Linked DNA regions of Homo sapiens: region 2 is linked to region 1. Evidence: chromatin contacts called from ENCODE Hi-C or POLR2A ChIA-PET data. All regions are on one chromosome and are shown on one strand. Each heading gives the region's core, a stretch centred on a gene start or an enhancer-like site at or near the end of the contact. The rest is flanking DNA. Distances are from core to core; before and after follow the strand shown. Region 1 holds the start of CEP112 (centrosomal protein 112). Region 2 overlaps PRKCA (protein kinase C alpha).

Region 1 (5,271 bases), core at 2,436-4,935:
TATTCCCTCCACCTGGAGTCAGGTAAATGCAGCTCAAATGTCACCTGAGTGAAGCTGGCCCCCCCTTGCCCTAGACTGGCTGTTGCTCTGTTCTCAGTGTAAACTGTTCACATCTGTGTACAGCATTTATCATGCTGTTTTTTTTTTTTTTTACACATCTGTGTATTATTATGCATACATCTTCCATTATCTGTGAGAAGCTCCTAGAAGGCAGGGACCATGATTTACACATCTTAGTAAGTACCTAGCTTATTACCTGGTACTCATCATTTTTTGTTTGGTTGGTTTTGTTTTACATGTATACAATATATTCCATCAGTTATGCACGTGGTAACAGAAGGCTATGATACCAGTGCTGGATGTGAGATCATAATGTTGAAAAGCAACAATTCAAATAGATGAACAAACCAATGGAAAATCATAAACCCAGAGTTTTAAAGCACAGCTCTGGCCTAGATGTACTCCGGGGCTTAAAGACTATATACTGCCCACGTACTCAAACATTTGCCTGAGAACATCTATAGCTAAAGCAAAATAAAAAAGATTCCTCCTAATCACTAATTCTCAATAAATCCTTTGACATGGGCAGGAAATGTTAGTGTTTAACATTAGAGGAAACTAAAATTCAACCATTAAATGACTAACTCAAAATCATGAAATCAAGCACAAAGCTCAGATTAAAATTCTGAAACCTCTAGCCCTCAGATTTATTATATTGGCCATTTACATATAAGTGAGCAATATCTCCAACTAATTAAAAAGTATTTTGAAGGCCAGGCGCGTTGGCTCACACCTGTAATCCCAGCACGTTGGGAAGCTGAGGCAGGCGGATAACTTGAGGTCAGGAGTTCAAGACCAGCCTGGCCAACATGGTGAAACCCCGTCTCTACTAAAAATACCAAAAAAATTAGCTGGGCAAAGTGGCACACACCTGTATTCCCAGCTACTAGGGAGGCTGAAGCAGGAGAATCGCTTGAACCCGGGAGGCGGAGTTTGCAGTGAGCTGAGATGGTGCCACTGCACTCAACCTGTGTGACACAGCAAAACTCTGTCTCAAAAAAAAAAAAAAAAGTATTTTGAAAAGTAGAAAGGCAATTGGAATTGCTATATTGACATGCAATATTGAAGTATACATTTAAAAAAAAAACTAAAGAATCAAAGTAACATTTGGTAAAAACTAAAAATCTGCTTCTTCTTATCCCTTAATTTTTCTCCAAAAAAATAAAGAAATGGAAAAAGAAACAAAAAAACTAACATTTCAAACCTTCAAGGAATTATTGCTATACAAATTACATCTTATTGGCCAGGTGTGGTGGCTCACATCTGTAATCCAAACACTTCGGGAGGCCAAGGTGAGTGGATCATTTGATCCCAGGAGTTCAAGACCAGCCTGGGCAACATAGTGAGACCCTGTCTCTACAAAAAAATACAAAAATTAGCCAAGCATGGTAGCATGCATCTGTAGTCCCAGCTACTCGGGAGACTGAGGTGGGAGGATCACTTGAGCCCAAGAGGTCAAGGCTGCAATGAGCCAAGATCACACCACTGCACTCCAGCCTGAGCAATAAAGTGAGACCCTGTCTCAAAAAACCTGAAAATGGAACGGGTGCAGTGGCTCACACCTGTAATCCCAGCACTTTGGGAGGCCGAGGCGGGAGGGTCACCTGAGGTCAGGAGTTCGAGACAAGCCTGGCCAATTAAAAACACAAAAATTAGCCGGGCATGGTGGCAGGCACCTGTAATCCCAGCTACTCAGGAAGCTGAGGCAGGAGAATCGCTTGAACCTGGGAGGCAGAGGTTGCAGTGAGCTGAAATCATGCCACTGCACTCCAGCCTGGGTGACAAGAGCAAAGCTCCGTCTCAAAAAAAAAAAAATTGAAAATGAAAAATAAATAATTTAAAAACAAATTACATCATATTCACAAATTGTATCTAAGTTCCAACTTATCAAAAGTTTCATACCATTTATCAGAATTGAAAATTTAAATTACTGGAATTGAAAAATAAGTAAAGCAACATCTTTGGCTTAGGCTTAGAGTAATTATAGTGTGCCTATCAGTTATATAAATTATTTCAAAGGTAACCCAGGTGACGGACGTTGCAGTGAGCGTGAGCTGAGTTTGCACCACTGCACTCCAGCCTGGGCCACAGAGCAAGACTGTCTCAAAAAAATAAATAATTCCAAAGGTAAAAAAGAAGTAAATTGGGTGACTCTTGCTTATAGCTACAATCTATATTTGGATCATGTCTTTTATTAAACTCACCCATGCTGCCTTTTTTTAAACTTCTTTTTGGACAGCTACAAAATGGGCTTACCTACCCTACAGTCAGCAAACATAACCAAACCACAAGTATTAAAAGGTCTGGGAAAAAAAGGAGTCACAACTGCCAAGCAAAGAATACACTTCATTCATATCACACTCCTTGCCAAACAAAACAAACGTTCTTGGAAGTTGTGTAAAACCCATTTTGTTCAATCAAATCATATTTTAAATATATTGTGGGTCATTAAAGAAAACTGGAAACGTCGACAAATTAAAAAGGATTAGAGGTGCACGTTTTCTCTGGCTTACACGTGTGGATGTTTTGACAAGAGCCTTCCCTGACTCTACCCGTAGCTCAGTGTGTGCTTTAGAAACAAATCTCAGTTTATTCTCTGGCCCGGCCCTACCATTTCCGCACCATTTCCATGGTCATTTCACAGAGGAAGAAGGAAGCTGAGGCTTAAGTGAGGTGAAGTCACTGACCTAGGTTCTTAGTGGACAGTGACAGCTGGGCCTGAACACTGCACAAATTATTAATACCATGCATTCCACTAAGCTGCAGCCTGACCACTGTGGAGAGGCTCATGGAATTTAATGTGCCTTTTCTATCTTATTTTGACTCATCTTAAAATATTAAAAACAAATAAAAGTAGCCGTGCAATGATCAGAAAAGCTGTTCACATTTACTTATGTCGTTCTCTTGAACACTTAAAAATAATTAACTCAGAAACACAGGGTAGCATCCTACATGCGGCGGTGCTGGGCTTGGGCCTCTCCAAGCGGCCTATGACTTTCTGCAAACCAACCAGCGCCCTGGTTCTGTCCCCGCAAATCCAGCTGATTGTTCTGAGACTCTTTTCTGGGACGGAATTGAAAACTCCAGCGGTGCCGTTCCTGGCAGTCCCTTCCTCGGCCCGCCGAGGCCCAGGCCCAGGCCGCGCTCCTACCTTGTCCAGGACACAGATTTCCTCTCCCAGTCGCAAACCCTTGGGTCAGACTCTTGGACCACGTCAGACCGATCAAACCGGCTGATCAAACTTTACTTAGAACTTTCCCAAGTCGTCCCGGCCTGGATCGCGCTCTGCCTGCCGGGGACACCACAGCGGGCAGCGCCGGGACCCCAGGGGCGCGCGCCCCCCAGGCCCGGAGAACGGGCCCAGGGCCTGAGGGCGACGCCCCTTCCCGAACGGGCCCGCAAGGGCGGGGCGGCAGCCACCGGCGCAAAATTCCACTCAAGAACCTGGTGGGAGGGGCGGGGGAAGGAAATTCAGAAAAAAACGAGAACCTGGCACCACCACACGCAAGCTTTCCGCTCGGCCGCTGCCGCCAACGCCGCCGCCACCGCCGCCCCTGCCAAACGGTTTCAAATCCTTGCGGGCCGCTGGGTCGCCGCCGCCCAGCAGCCCGGGGGCGGGGACTTTCGCGCTCGCATTTCCCCGCCCCCTACTCCACCCCTCTAGCCTGCGGTGCGGTTGCCATGGCGACGTTCCCGGCGGCGGCGACCACCGGCGCCCCAGGCTGGGGGCGGAGACTTCCGCGCGGGCATTTCTCCACCCACAGGTGGCGGCGTGCGCGCGGCCCCGTTGCCATGGCGACGCTCCTGCTGGCCCAGCAACCGCCAGACTCGCACCCCAGCTTGTGGGCCCCTTGGCGGGTCCCCAGTCGAAGCTTCCGGGATAACCCGACCACAGTTTGAATGCTGCTGCCCTCCCGCATCCCGCGCAGAGTCGCTTATGATCACCTTAGGGGCCGTGGCGAAAAAATAAGGGCACAGAAAATGGGGCGGCTGGAGGATGTTCACAAAAGGGGTGATCCGTTATGTGGACAGACATCAGAGTTGAATGGGTCTCAAGTGAAAATTTCCTCACTCTCTGATATATCAAAACCCAAGTCAAATTCTTCAAAAGGTTCTTTTTAAAACCTATCTCACTGGAAGTAAACACCAACAGCTAGCTCTTCCTTGTCTCAAAGACAAATCATGCTAAGGAAAATAAAGGGTACAGAATGCTTTTAAGAATGTTTAGTTTTCAAAAGCATACTTGAACATGTTTATAACTAGGGAATGATATATAATCCAGATAATTAGTACTGAGAATCAAGGATGCAAAATCAAGCATGCAATTGCAGGAATTTAACCAGTCAGTTAATACATTCAAGATAGATAAACTGGCCGGGCGGGGTGGCTCACGTCTGTAATCCCAGTACTTTGGGAGGCCAAGGTGGGCGGATCAGGAGGTCAGGAGATCGAGACCATCCGGGCTAACACGGTGAAACCCTGTCTCTCCTAAAAATACAAAAAATTAGCCAGGCGTGGTGGCACACGGCTGTAATCCCAGTTACTCGGGAGGCTGAGGCAGGAGAATTGCTTGAACCCGGGAAGCAAAGGTTGCAGTGAGCCGAGATTGCGCTACTGCACTCTAGCCTGGGCGACAGAGCGAGACTCAAAAAAAAAAAAAAAGATAAACTACCCTACTCCAGCCTCAGGAGGAGGAGGACATTGGTCAAAGGAAACAAAATTTAAGTTAGATTGGAGGAATAAGTCTAAGCGATCTATTTTACAACGTGGTGACCATAGTAAATGATAATGTATTGTGTTCTTGAAAATTGCTAAAAGAGTACATCTTAAGTGTTCTCATCACAAAATTAATAAGTATGTGAAGCAACGCTTATGTTAATTAGCTTGACTTAGTCATTTCACAATGTTGTGCATAATAAATATATGCAATTTTTAGAATCATAAACTGCATTGCTGAAAGAATATGAAATGAATTTGACAAATGGTGTCTAAATAAACATGAAAAGAAAAATAGAAGATAAATAAATAGAAGATAAATCAAAGAAAAAATGTAACAAGCTCAAGCTCATCTCAGAGGAAATAACTATAGCAGAAAAATATAACTGAAAATGAAAAATGTCTTTAAATATTTCCTCTACTTAGGTGAAAATAAGATGAGTAGATCTCCCTTCCCGCTTTTAAGAACAAGCTGATTGTCATTTTTTTCATTTA
Region 2 (5,106 bases), core at 1,842-4,341, 250 kb after region 1:
GAAGAGCTGAGGGGTCTCTGTTCTGAACGGGTCCCCCTTCTCCCTGCCCTTCATCTTGTGTGACTGCGGTTGAGAAAGACCTGCAGGATTAAAGGATCTGGTGACCTTGGGACCCCGCACTTGCTTGGCAGTGACAGTCCTGAGGAACTGTATTCTTTCAGTTCCTCTATCAGCAAAGCAGCTCAGTAGGTAAAGGGCGAATTCCGGCATTTCAGTGTCTCTTGCCATGGGTAGCTCTCATATTTCCAGTTGATGATGTCTGGACACGTGCCCTTGTGAAATGAGTTGAGTGGTGTGAGATTGGGAGCCCAAACCTGTGAACACCCAACTGGGCTTTTTCCTGGCCATAAAAAGCTCGAATAATGGAGAGCTTTAGGAAACAAGTTGTTTGAAAACTCTGTTGAGTTGGCTTTGAGCATTCGTGGAACATTATTTTTAAGAACCGGTTATTTCATTTAAAACAGAGTAAAAAGAGAAGATGATTGTATTAGTCTGTTCTCATATTGCTGCAAAGATACTACCTGAGACCAGGTACTTTATAAAGGAAAGAGGTTTAATTGATTCATGGTTCTGCATGGCTGGGGAGGCCTCAGGAAACTCACAATCATGGTGGAAGGGGAAGCAAACATGTCCTTCTTTACAGCGCAGCAGGAAGGAGAATGAACGAGTGCTCAGTGAAGGGGGAAGCCCCTTATAAAACCATCAGCTCTTGTGAGAAACTAACTCTCACGAGAACAGGATGGGGGATACTGCCCCCCATGATTCAATTATCTCTGCCTAGTCCCTCCTACGACATGTGGGGATTATGGGAACTACAATTCAAGATGAAATTTGGGTGGGGACACAGCCAAACCATATCAGTGATTGAGGGGAGAACAGGGAATGAAACATCCCCTCTCAACAGTGGTAGGAATAATGGCCTGTCATCATTATTGTCAGCAGTAACTGACATTTCTTGAAGACCTCAGTGCATAAGGCACTGTACTGAGCGCTTTATATTCTGTGTCTTGTTTAATTTCATTCAACCCTCCCAACAGCCTGTACTACATTAAATACTACTGTTACCCACTTTTCTTTTCTTTCTTTTTTTTATTGAGACAGAGTCTTGCTTTGTTGTCCAGGCTGGAGTGCAGTGGCACAATCTCAGCTCACTGCAACCTCCGCCTCCCAGGTTCAAGTGACTCTTCTGCCTCAGCCTCCCGAGTAGCTGGGACTACAGGTGTGCACCACCATACCTGGCTAATTTTTGTATTTTTTAGTAGAGACAGGGTTTCAGCATATTGGCCAGGCTGGTCTCGAACTCCTGACCTTGTGATCTGCCTGCCTTGCCCTCCCGAAGTGCTGGGATTACAGGCATGAGCCATCGTGCCCGGCCTTTTACCCACATTATACAGGTGAAAAAAATTATGTTGCTCTACCATTTCCACAAATGGCATAGGCTGGCCTATTACTGTCCTTTTCCAAAATACGTGTCTCTCAAATAGCTCTGCAGCTCTTACAGGGCTCCTCGTTGTCCTCTGTGCTTTACAGTTTGAGATCCTTCACGTTGGAGGTTTGTAGAGGACCACAGTTGCAAAATAGGGTGCCTGGGGTCTCTGCTTATCTGCATTTTGTCAAAGGATACTATAGGTCATGGCGCATGGTCTTTTGCTGATGTTCGTTTTGGCAAGAAGCACTATTTTTCATCATTTGCCAAGAAAACCTTTTGTGCATTTTACCTTAAGGACCTGGATAGCATAAGCAGAGAAAGGGAATCAGCATTTCCATGTTTTGAAAAGTAAAACAAGACTCTTTTTGGTCTTTGCGCCCCCATGCCCTAGAAATCCCATAATAAGTGCAACTGTCTCCTTCTGCTGATGGATTTCCTAAGTCATTCCCAGAAAGAAGTTGGGTGCTTTGTATTGTATTAATATATTCATCCTAAATAAGGGTCTTGGGGTTTTCCCCCCTTCCAAGATGTATTAAGAAGGTTGCTTACTGTAGGCTTTGATTTATTTATTTCCTATGAAATGCCAGAAACACCAAGTCCTAAAATCCTAGATCCAAGTCATTGACTTCTCAGTGATTATGACCACATTGAATTGATTAAACTCAAGTGACTGACAAGGCGAATAAAAATAGCCCAAAATGAGTCCAGACCCCATGGTTTTAAGAGCCCCCCACCAGTTCCCTAAAGCTACAGGACGGAAAGGACTCCTGATCCTTTGTACCTGAAGAGTGTGGTGCCTAACGTATAGCCAATGTTCATTTGTTTCTTCTCTCTGTATTTTATAAACATAATTACTTTGAATGAATTGGGTTATTCGGGAAGTCAGCACATGTCTCCATCTCCTGCTTTCTATTTCTAGAGTCCTAAGATAGACTTTGCTGACAAGAAGAGGCCCCTGCCCCTTCAGAGCTTAGAGTGTAGCAGAGAGATGGGTATTCAGGAAATCCTCAAATAGTGACAGAGCCACAGCGGCAGTGAGTGACAGGCAGGAGAACTATAGGATGCTGGAAGTGCATACAACCGGGGTGTTACCTAGTCTGGGACTGGTGGTCAAGGGGGCTTTTTTGAGGCCTGGACAACCCACAGACCGAGGGTGGGCTAGTGAGAGCCAGTGAGGGACACTCTTCAAGATCCCAGCACTTAAAAGATTGGTTGGGCATGATGACTCAGGCCGGGAACCCCAGCACTTTGGGAGGCTGAGATGGGAGGATTGCTTGAGCCCAGGAGTTTGAGACCAGCCCTGGCAACACCGTAAGACCCCATCTCAATGAAAAGTAAATTAGTCAGGGCCGGGTATGGTGGCTCATGCCTGTAATCCCAGCATTTTGGGAGGCTGAGGCGGGTGGATTGCCTGAGCTTAGGAGTTTGAGATCAGCCTGGCAACATGGTGAACCCTGTCTCTACTAAAAATACAAAAAATTAGCCGGGCGTGGTAGCAGGCACCTGTAATCCCAGCTACTCAAGAGGCTGAGGCATGAGAATTCCTTGGACCCGGGAGACGGATGTTGCATTGAGCCCAGATCGCGGCACTGCACTCCAGCCTGGGAGACAAAGCGAAACTCTGTCTCCAAAAAAAAAAAAAAAAAAAAAAAAAAGTAAATTAGCTAGGCATGATGGTACGTGCCTGTGGTGCCAAGCTCCTCAGGAGGCTGAGGCAGAAGGATGGCCTGAGGCCAGGAGTTCGAGATTGCAGTGAGCTGTGATCACACCTCTGCATTCCAGCTTGGACGACAGAACAACGCCCTGTTTCCAAAAAAAAAAAAAGATTGGGGTGCTCTTAAGCTCACAGTTCTGGCCATCTCCTCTTTCCTAAGTGGAGGGAGATCGTGGATCCCTGAGGGGGAACCTACTTCCCCTTTCACTTCAAAGTCTGCTTCTGTTTCTAAAAATGAACTGAAACCCCATCTGTTTGCTCATGTATTTGAAAACCCTTGAAAATGTTTATTTTTGTACATCTTCATACGACTCTCGTCTCAGAGCTGCTTCTCCTCTTCAGGTGGTTTCTGGGCACACTGGGGACGTCTGTGCACCTCCTCTGAGTGGAAGTCAATGCCTGTGATCCCCTTTCTAAAGGAGGCACGGATAGCTGCTGTGCGGTTTTTTCAACCTGTAGCCAGTTTTCATGTTTTTGTTCTCAAAATAATACTTTTTTTTTCAGGTGAAGACAAGGAACATTTAATTTACACTGAAATGATTTTTCCTCTTAGACCTTCTGAAAGCTATGACGTATGTATATTTATACCATAATAGATGCTAATGGTGTCCTCTCTGGGTGATGGTCCCAGAGATGTTTATACCACGGCATTTCACTCCACTAATAAATGTGGGTGGATGGATGGACGGGCGGACAGATGGAAATATCACACAGGACTGTGCCCAGGTTCCAGACAGTTTGGCTTTAGGGCCCCAACTCTGCCAAGGGATATTTTTTATATAGCATCATGTTTTTCATCATGATGTTAGTCTCTCTCTCTTTTTTTTTTCTTTGAGATGGAGTCTCGCTCTGTTGCCAGGTGTGAGTGCAGTGGCACGATCTTAACTGACTGTGACCTCTGCCTCCTGGATTCAAGCGATTCTCCTGCCTCAGCCTCCCAAGTAGCTGGGGCTACAGGTGCCTGCCATGCCTGGCTGATTTTTTTTTTTTTTAGTTGAGACAGGGTTTCATACTGGCCAGGCTGGTCTTGAACTCCTGACCTCAAGTGATCCACCCACCCAGGCCTCCCAAAGTGCTGGGATTACAGGCGTGAGCCACTGCACCTGCCTGTAACATCATGATGTTACAGTCCCCCAGCTCCTCACCTGGCCTCCCTGTACCCATTCCTGGCCCCCTCCCTCCTTCAATCTCTTTTCCACTTCAGAGAGTGATCTTTAGCATTCCCAGCTCCACCCCACGCTTTCTGCCTGTAATCATTTAAAGGCTTCCCATTGCTTCTAGGATGAAGTCCAGGATCCTTAAACTGGCCTACAAGGCCCTGTATCATCAGCTGCCCTGCGTCTCCAGCCGCCTCTCCTCATCACCCACACTTTTTCTTCATAGCCTCCATCCCAGCTGTAATGCAGAATTTTGTTTGATAATTATTTAATTCATGTTCACCTCTCCCATTAGACTGCAAGCTTAGCGAGGCCAGGGGCTGTTTTGTTGTTTACCCTTGAACCCCAACCCATAGCACATGTAAGTACTCATTTGTCAGGTGTTTGTGTTTCATATCCATTTTTTGCCTTTTCTTACATACATGGACACACTTTTCTCTCTTTTGAGATAACTTCCAGAATTGAGTGGTTATGAGCAATTCCTGGATCCCTGTTTGCCTCAGAGCCGGTAACTGTTCTCACCTTTTGGGAACCATAAACGCTGCCATTGTTGACCTGAACACGAGGTGACTCTGGCAGGAGCCCTGGCCATCGTCCCTTTTTTGGTTATCATCTGACGTTTGTGCAGCTACACACATCATATCTCATTTGATCTCTTGGACTCCCGTTGGTTAGTAGAAACCTTATTTTATAGACAAACAGCTGAAGCTCAGAGGTGTTCAGAAACTTTTGCCCCATTTGCTGCAAGTGGTCCATGAGGGTCTGGAATCAAGACCTTCTGGTTCTGGTTTGATGCTGGGACTGCT

What was found. A loop is a pair of places that touch in the nucleus more often than their neighbours do. ChIA-PET counts read pairs that join two places held with the same protein, here RNA polymerase II (POLR2A). Pooled maps may share reads with other maps.
Region 2: a loop to region 1 is called in a pooled map, with 4 times the contacts of the local background. The contact joins the enhancer-like site here to the promoter of CEP112 in region 1. A Hi-C loop is called at or near these places in 2 of 37 single-sample maps with no recorded cell type and 4 of 50 pooled maps. POLR2A ChIA-PET finds 5 or more read pairs at or near these places in 1 of 52 experiments (activated T-cell).

What each region holds. Positions count from the first base shown.
Region 1 is chr17:66,188,448-66,193,718 of GRCh38, forward strand. CEP112 (centrosomal protein 112) reads right to left here and starts at 3,686. Exons shown (of 27, transcript NM_001199165.4): 1 at 3,550-3,686.
Region 2 is chr17:66,438,105-66,443,210 of GRCh38, forward strand. All of the region lies in intron 2 of PRKCA (protein kinase C alpha), which reads left to right. Among named protein-coding and RNA genes, the nearest start is that of PRKCA-AS1, 24 kb to the left of the region's middle. RefSeq lists an enhancer at 3,361-3,560. Within about 2 kb of position 3,092, at least 5 of the 41 ENCODE cell types and tissues checked have a DNase peak (open chromatin) inside an H3K27ac peak, as active enhancers do.